2 separate regions of the Mus musculus genome follow, and region 1 is linked to region 2. Evidence: chromatin contacts called from ENCODE Hi-C or POLR2A ChIA-PET data. All regions are on one chromosome and are shown on one strand. The core of a region is the stretch at or near the end of the contact, and the rest is flanking DNA. Distances in the headings are between cores, read along the strand shown.

Region 1 (3,971 bases), core at 542-3,041, 140 kb before region 2:
TGTGCAAATCCATCAGCGCTTCTCTACCCCTGATGATTCAGCTCCTCTTCCTCTTTCCTTCCTCCTCCTCCTCTTCTTCCTCCTCCTCCATTTCAAGAACGGAAGTCAGGGCTTCCCACATGCTAAACAAGCGCACCCCACTTAGCCACACTTCCATGCCAACTTCTTGCTTTAGGTATTTTATTGATGTCTGTTAAACTTTATTGTTATGGTACAGTGGGGGTGTAAGGTGTGTCTGTGTCAGAAGATGACTGTGTTCATCAGGCACTCTCCATCCACCTGGACACGGGCTCTGGACACCGCACTGGGATCCTCAGCTCATCGGAAGCACTTTACCCACTAAGCCATCTAGGTTTGTTTAAGACAGGGTTTCTCTATGTAGCCCAGGCTGACCTTCCACTCAAATCGTTGCTCCTAATATTTTAAGCAATTCTATTCTGTGTGTGTTTCAGAATAAATGACATCAACTCCTTTTGTGGGAAGGTGGAGTGTACATTCTAAAGAAAATGAGAGCTGGGCTTAGTGGTACGGATCTTTAATCCCAGCAGTCAGGAAGCAGAGGTAGACAGATCTCTCTGTAGGTTTCAAGACAGCCTTGTCTGCTTGGTGAGTTTCAGGAGAGCCTGAGCTACCAAGACCCTCTGTCTTGAACAAACAAGAACAAACAAGTAAATAAACACAATGAGAAGTGTCCAATGAATGTGGAATAGTGGGAGTCTGGAACTTCAGTGGCATGGTGATTGCCCAGAGTCGTTAGTGTAGAAAGTTAATTCTCACGTTTTAGTGTGTAGGCCTTTCTCTACCCAGTAATTCTGTATTAAAGTCAGGGTTGAGAGAAAAAAAAAAATCTTACTTTCAATTTCTGCTAATAAATCCAAACCACATCCTCTAACCTTAAAATGCAGTGTGATTGGCAGGTTGTCATTGTGATATTTTACTAAGCACTGAATTGAGCTGCTTATGAACGTCTGTGGGGCTTTTCATTTGAGCTGAACCTAAATCTGATTTTTAAAAAACATGGCTCATAGAGCTTTTGTGTTCTTATGAGCCCTGGTAACCCCCTCTAGGGGCATCTCTCTCAGGCCGCTCAGTCCATTCACTGGGCGCGATACAAAGCGTTTTGTTCCTGTGCTCACACCAGCACGCCATCTCCCAAGGAGACGCTGAATGCCCACTAAGTCATGCTTTCCCATTACTCATTCCTCCTTTTCTCCCAAGGTGGCGTGTGGGAGGTGTTGTGCTGGGGTTCGACAAGAATAGGCTAGGAAGCTTTCTGCTGGATACACTCATGCCTGAGCGTGGTTCCGTTCCCACCGCGCCGGGCTCGGTGGCTTCACCGTTTGAGCTGTTTTTCTAAACGGACAATGACTCCACACTCGGCCGCTCCCACATAATCCCAGCTCTCCGGATGGCATCTGGACCGTCCAGTCCCGCCCGGTCACTGAGCCACTTTTTGTCCCCTTACGAAGCGGGTCATTCGGCTACACAGGCGCGGCTGCTACCCACTAACACCTTTCCGGGGGTCACCCGGGAGGGAACTCTGGACACCGGCTTCGCCCACCAGGCACGCCCGCACCCGCACCCGCATCGGCTCCCGTACCACCAGGGGGCGCTCGAGTGTCTCCGTCGCTCCGCCGGCACCTCCCGCCCCCTCTTCCAGCCACGCTTTACTATTGGTCATCTGTCTCAAGGTCTTCATCGCGATTGGTCACCTTCCGCGTCGGTCTCGGTTGCTGGGCGGGCCGAGGTGACGCTCGGCGCTCTAGCTCGGGGCGGTGTCCCGCGCCGGCGGCTTCGGGCGGAGTTTGGCGAGCAGCGTCGCGGTGTAGTCAGACGGCAGTGGTCCCGGGAGGCGACAGCTCGGATCCGGGCTTCTCTCTGTTCCTCCGCCGCATCCACAGCCGCGCCCCGGCCTCCCGCCAATCCTCGATGCAGAGCTGGGCGGCCGCGTGATGGGGCTGCGGAGCGGCGCCCTGCGGCTCGCGGCGGCCGCTGCCTGCGCTGAGGTGCGTCGGTGCCCGGCCTCCCGCGCCCCTGCGCGCCTCGGCGTCTTCTGACTCGGCCGGCTCGCCCGTCTGTCCGCAGCGCGGCTGAGGTGAGGAGGCTGAGGTGGGGCGGCCGAGGCGAGGTGGGCGGTGGTGCCGCGGCGCCGGTGTAGGGGGCCGCTCCCGCGGGAGGGACTCCCGGCCGGTGACGGGCCTGGAGGGGGCAAAGCGAGGAAGCGGCGCGGCCGGCCGGGGCTCTGGCTCCGCGGTGAGGAGCCTCGCCCTCCGTGGAGAGACCTGGCCGGCCGGCCGCGAGCGCCGGGCTTTGGTCCAGCGGCCTGCCGGTCCCCTGCAGTGCCCTGCACCAGCCCTCCGCTTCCCCTGGGCTGCCAGGCCCCGCTCTGTCCGCGGGCCAGCAGATCGGTCGCTGTCCCGCCGTATGTGCGCACATTGCAGCTCTGAGGAGCCAGCCGATCTCTCCCCCCTCATCTGCTCTCTCACCCCCTATTGTGGTTGGCATCAGGGTTCCAACCGGGAATGTGGCAATGCCCCTGAGCCCGATGAAGGTAGGAAAGGGCATCCGACAGAGCGGAGGGCGCAAGGGCTGGACGGAGGAAGCGATGCAGAGGGAGGGGGCTTGTTGGATGCTGGCCAGATGGGAGGAAGGCTGGTGTGGGCTCGACGTTCAGCCGACCAGGATCACTCTGGCAGCCATATTGGGAGGATGATCTGACAAATCCTTTAGGAGCCAAGTCCGGTTGCTGGTAGGCACCGAGTGACAGCCCTGGCAGCTTTCAGGGTGACTGGCCGCACCAGAAGCCAAGTTGTGGGGGTTGGGAGGCCACTCAGAGCAAGCTAGTCATTGTTCATGCAACGCAAACCCTCACCGACTGGAAATGCAAAATTGAGCTCCCAAATCACTTTTTCTCTTTGGTGAATTGCTATATGAGCCTTCAGGGTAAACTGGCTTGAAGATTCCATTCTTGTTGGGGTGAAATTCTGTGTTTCTGTCCTTATCATCGCAATCCACCGCTGCTTTGGCCCTCGAAGGCCTGTTGATGTTTAAGGCCACTTTACCATATTGGAGGCTCTTGGCGTATTGCATGGCGTGCATAGATTTGCATAGTATCTCTTCGTGCAGAGATTAGGGAAAGTGGAATAAACTGGTAGCAGAGAAGACTTGCAGCAGTATCTCGGAGGATGCAGGTTGTCATCTTTGTGGAATCTGGAGGTAGCCTAATTTAGATTGTCAACAGATCTCTTGCTTATGTAGCTCTCTCTGGTCCAAGCAGCTGTTCTGCCAACACTAAGCATGCTGCTTTGTGTCATGATGTGCCTGTCTCAACCCAGAGAAAAGTGGTGTTCAGCTTTGAATAACTGTTTAAAAGTGATATTATAGTGGATATTGGACTTAAAGGTTGGCATTTTGTGGATTCGGCTTAGTCATAACCAAATTTTAGCTTGCGTTCTCATTTGAGAAGCGTGGTAGTTGATATTGATTATGAAGTAATTGAAGTTGTTAATGTTCTATTTGAGGAGAGACTTTGAAGATTACTCATCTTGATGTTTTAAAGTAGATTTAGAAATGATCAATAACTGGCTTCAGAGAGAGCCTGTAAATGTGTTTTCCTAGACTTTGATCCTGCACAGGATCTGGAGAGATGGTGTGACTCCTGCCTTCTTTATGCCCTTTAATTTAAACTTCATTTATTATATATATTTGTTTTTGGGAGGGAGTTGGAGCGCTAGCTCGGGTCTTAGACATGTTAGACAAGCTGTCTACTAATGAGCTAGACTCCCACGATCCATGCTCCCTTTTTTAAATGCGTAAGTTCTTTTTTCCCCCTATTTTAATTATCTGTCTACTTAAGAATAACTACAAAAACAAATTCCAATGTTTTTCTATTTCTAAGAAAAATCAGCACACTATTTTTTTTTTTTTTATAATTTTTACCGTTAGGCAATCTCAGTGAACTTTCAACAGAC
Region 2 (4,428 bases), core at 399-2,898:
ATAGAAGTTCAAGATTCAACACCACAGCAAATTTAAAAACCACAGCCAAGGCTGTGGACTGAGATCTTGTCTTTTTTTTTTTTTTTTTTTTTCTGGTTTTTCTGGAAGCTCGTCCACCCCCGAGCCTTGTACCTGATAAGACAATGGGCTGACTCTTAAGACTCTTCCAGGAGCTCTTACCTAGTACTCCCTTGTTCCCACCCTTGTTTTGGAAATAATGGTCTAACCAGCTCAGAGTTGGGATAAATGTGTGTTGGTTATAGGGGGCTGGAGGAGTAGGGACATTAGGCATTTATCAGAAACAGATACAGACACAGAGAGAAACAGAAAGTCACTTAGGGCCAGGCAAGGGATATAGCTCAGTGGCAAAGCACTTGTCTAGAATGCTCAAAACCTACGATTTGATTCGTAGTACTGGAGTGAGGGAAAAAAATTCAAGAAGCTGGTGCAAGCCAGTCTTTTCATTTACCATCAAGCGTTATGTCTATGTGCTGTGTGCAAAACTTACAAAAGATAAAAGGAATTCATTGAAGGACATGATAGCCACTCCTAGAGAGAGAGTAGGCAATGGAAAGAACCTGAACCTAGCCAGGCGTGGTAGTACATGCCTTTAATCCCAGCACTCCGGAGGCAGAGGCAGGCGGATTTCTGAGTTCGAGGCTAGCCTGGTCTACTGAGTGAGTTCCAGGACAGGCAGGGCTACACAGAGAAAAAATCCCGCCCCCCGAAAAAAAAAAAAAAAAAAAAAAAAAAAAAGAAAAGAAAAAAGAAAGCAGCGCACCAACACCTGAGTCTGAATGGAAAAGTAAATTGAAACTAAAAGTGTCTGACCAGCGGGCGAAACAGCACCCCAGACCTCCAGCGCCGGAAACTGTAGTGGGGCTGAGGAAATGGTAGAGAAGAGTGCTTGTGTTCCGCTACAAGCACAAGGAAGAACTCACTTCCAGTCTTGCCTCCCCGAGTATCGGCCACGCACGAGGTACACGGACATACATGCAGGCAAACCAATACACAAAAAATAAATAATTATGAAACCACCCCCCCAAAACCCCTCAAGCCTCTCCTCCGCTTCGTTTTCTCTTTCTGTGCGAGTGGGCGCACGCGCCACTGCTGCACGTGGAGGTCAGATGCCAACTTTGCGGAGTGGGTTCCACTTCCACCCGCTTGGCTCTTTACTTGCTGACCGTCTCGTCTTAGTTTGCACCGCTGTTTCTTGACCTGCAAAAATGGTACACACTGAGGTTCCCACAGATAGGACAGACTTGACTCCTGCCTCAGAGTTGAGGGACAGTGAAGGGAAGCAGCAGCCATGGATCAAAAACGCCAGTGGGCTTGGTAAGGGCTGCACCAAGCCCTTAATGTCTTCTCTTTCACGCCGAGCTGCAGACCCGAGCTTCCGCACGAGCGGGAGGCATCGTGCAAGGTCCCGCTAGAACACTTAGAAGAAGCCCTTTAAACGCTCCTAGAACACTTAGAAGAAGCCCTTTAAACGCTCCTCTCCAGCTCGAGGTGCCATCGACTGCTCGGCGCTCTACAGATCTGGGCCCCGGGGGTGGGCGGGTCCGTTTGCCCTCAGGTGGTATAACAGGCGCCGCAGAGACCCAATAGCGTGGGGCATCGGCCCACCCCTGTCTTCTGATTGGCCAGCGTCTCTGTAAGCCTCTCGAGGCGCCGGGAGCCGGACTTCACTGTACTTGCCTCGGAGCGCTCGGTCCTTCGCGTTTCTTCCTCCTCGACTCTGCTTCGTCTGCCTCCGCCATGGCCCAGTGAGTGACCGACACGCGCAGTCGGGCCCGGGAGACTTCCGGGGCTGAGCGTGGTGATGGCGGGGCTCTGCTCAGTTGTCTCCCTGTTCTCCTCAGCCCCGGTGGTCGCCTGGGTCTCCTCGCGCAGCCCTGACCCCTGCACCTCAGGGTCCCCGCCATGGCCAGCGCAAGCTCCGCCACCCCTTCGTGGGAGCTTGCGGCTGCGACGGGCTCGCGGGGAAGGAAGGCCGCGCTGGGTCGGGGACGGCCCACGCCCCTTGTGCTGGCCAGGCCATAAGGAACGACGGGCAGGGCCAGGGGCAGGGCATGGGTGGCTTCGTGTGCCCGGACGCCCTTTAGAAGGAACTTCCATGGAACTGTGGGGTGCAGGGTGCGGTCGATCCTAGGTGCATGGTGTGAGCCGAGAAGGGTGCAGGCTGCCAGTCCTAATAAAAGCCACTAAGTAACACTAATATCCTTTCTTTGTGTTTGCTTTATTGTTTTTTTTTTTTTTTGTCATTTCAGAGCTGACATTGCACTGATCGGACTGGCTGTCATGGGCCAGAACTTAATTTTGAACATGAATGATCATGGATTTGTGGTAAGTAGTGAGGACACGTTGCCTTCCCGCTGAGAGCTGTGATTTGTTTTTCAGAGATCCCAAGGCATCACTCAGTAAGCACTGTTTGGTGTCTTTGTAGAAGAATTTCTGCTTTAGTCGTGCTCCCTCTGTAGTTAAGGGAAGAGCCTCCTTGGATAGAAATAAATATAAAAGCAGTGGTTCTCAACATTATGATTTATAACACTAGCAAATTACAGTTATTGCGTAGTTATGAAAATAGTTTTATGATTGGGGGTCATCACAACACGAGGGGCTATATTAAAGGGTCGCAGCGTTAGGAAGGTTGAAAACCATAGATGTAAAGGGACCCAGATCTTGGAAGCTGTAGCTAGGAAAACTTGGGGTACATGGAGATTGTTTTTCTTTGTAGACAGCAGCTTGTCTCACAGTGTTGTCACACTGGAGTCTCAGGGCCCTCTCATCTCAGCTTTCTGAGTCCAGGGTCAGAGGATCCTCCTGCCTGTGGGCTCTGAATGTTCTTTCTAAATAGTAGCATGGCTTAGACACCAGGATTACCAGGGACAAAGGACCCAGGTAGTAGTGACAGGCTCAACCTGATAAGCAACAAGTGGCAACCGCCTTTCCCTGGGCTCTCTGCTGTGACTGGACTTTGCAGAGATTGCCTAGCACTTAAAAAGAAAAGGCAGGTCAGCTCTCGCTAGACCTTGGACAGAGTAGACGTTTCTCTGTTGCTGCATCTACCACCCGAGGGTCATGTGTGTGCCAGATCCTCTGACAGGCCTTTTGTCCTTCCAGGTCTGTGCTTTCAATAGGACAGTCTCCAAAGTCGATGACTTCTTGGCCAACGAGGCGAAGGGCACCAAGGTGGTTGGTGCACAGTCCTTAAAGGACATGGTCTCCAAACTAAAGAAGCCCCGCCGGGTCATCCTGCTTGTGAAGGCCGGGCAAGCCGTGGATGATTTCATCGAGAAATTAGTAAGGCCAGCTCGGTTCTCGGATGCCGCCCGCAAATCCCTCTAACTGTCTCACTTCTGAGATGGTGGTCTTCAGTGTCTGAGTACAGACTGATGGGTTCTGATAAAGTGCTTGAGTGTTTCAGGCTTGGTTGCCTTGACAGGCACTTATGGAATAGTATTTTTGTTTTGTTTGTTCTTAGTTTTTCAAGACAGGGTTTCTCTGTATAGCCTAGGCCTTCCTGGAACTCACTTTGTAGACCAGGCGGCTCAGACTCATAGAGATCCCCCTGCCTCTGCTTCCTGAGTGCTGGGATTGAAGGTGCGTGCCATCACCGCCAAGTTGTGTTCTCTGTAGAGAGGGGTTTTTTGTTGTTTTTTTGTTTGTTTGTTTGTTTTTTCATTTTATTTTATATAAATGAATGTTTGCCTGAGTGTGTAACTGCACCACATACCTGAAGTGCCTGATGAGGCCAGAAGAAGAGAGTCAGACTCCTTGGAATTGGAGTTAGTGGGCAATTGTGAGCTGCTATGTGGATGCTAGGAATTGAACTCAGGTCCTCTGCAAGACCAGCCAGTGCTCTTAACCCTTGAGCTATCTCTCCAGCCCTTATTTAAAATATATATATATATATTTAGTATTTGTGTGGGGGTAAGCATGACACATTGGATGTGGAAGTCACGGGGACTTTTTTTGTCGGAGTTGGCCCTCTACCTCCACCGTGTGGTTTGTGGAAAGAACTCAGGTTGTCTGGCTTAATGGCAGGTGCCTTTGCCTGCCGAGCCTTCCCACTGGGCCAGGGTTTTATTTTATTATTATAGTGTGGGGTCATGGGAGCATGCAAGTGGGGGTCAGAGCACGACTCTGTGGAGTCAGTTCTCTTCAGTCTTTGCTTTGGCTCTCAAGCACCTCAGGCTTGGGCCATGGGCTTGTCCAACAGTGCTTTCCCCACTGAGCCAGTAGTGGCCCACAGGGAGCTATTCCTGGGTGGTCGTAATTCTAGGACCGTAAGGACATTTCAGTCAGATTTGTGAAGAGGAATAGCACTTGAACAATAGTCGTCTATTAATGTCTGCCTATCTTTGACAGTCTTGTGGGTCCCGGTGGGGTGGGTGTGTGTGCCCTGTGTTCCTGTTGTGTTCCTGT

What was found. A loop is a pair of places that touch in the nucleus more often than their neighbours do. ChIA-PET counts read pairs that join two places held with the same protein, here RNA polymerase II (POLR2A).
Region 1: a loop to region 2 is called in a map of left cerebral cortex, with 2.0 times the contacts of the local background. The contact joins the promoter of Kif1b here to the promoter of Pgd in region 2. A Hi-C loop is called at or near these places in 1 of 37 maps with a recorded cell type or tissue (left cerebral cortex). POLR2A ChIA-PET finds 5 or more read pairs at or near these places in 1 of 5 experiments (Patski).

What each region holds. Positions count from the first base shown.
Region 1 is chr4:149,305,553-149,309,523 of GRCm38, reverse strand. Kif1b (kinesin family member 1B) reads left to right here and starts at 1,791. Exons shown (of 49, transcript NM_001290995.1): 1 at 1,791-2,095.
Region 2 is chr4:149,163,925-149,168,352 of GRCm38, reverse strand. It overlaps Pgd (phosphogluconate dehydrogenase), which reads left to right and starts at 1,648. Exons shown (of 13, transcript NM_001081274.2): 1 at 1,648-1,766; 2 at 2,271-2,346; 3 at 3,124-3,303. The coding sequence starts at 1,759.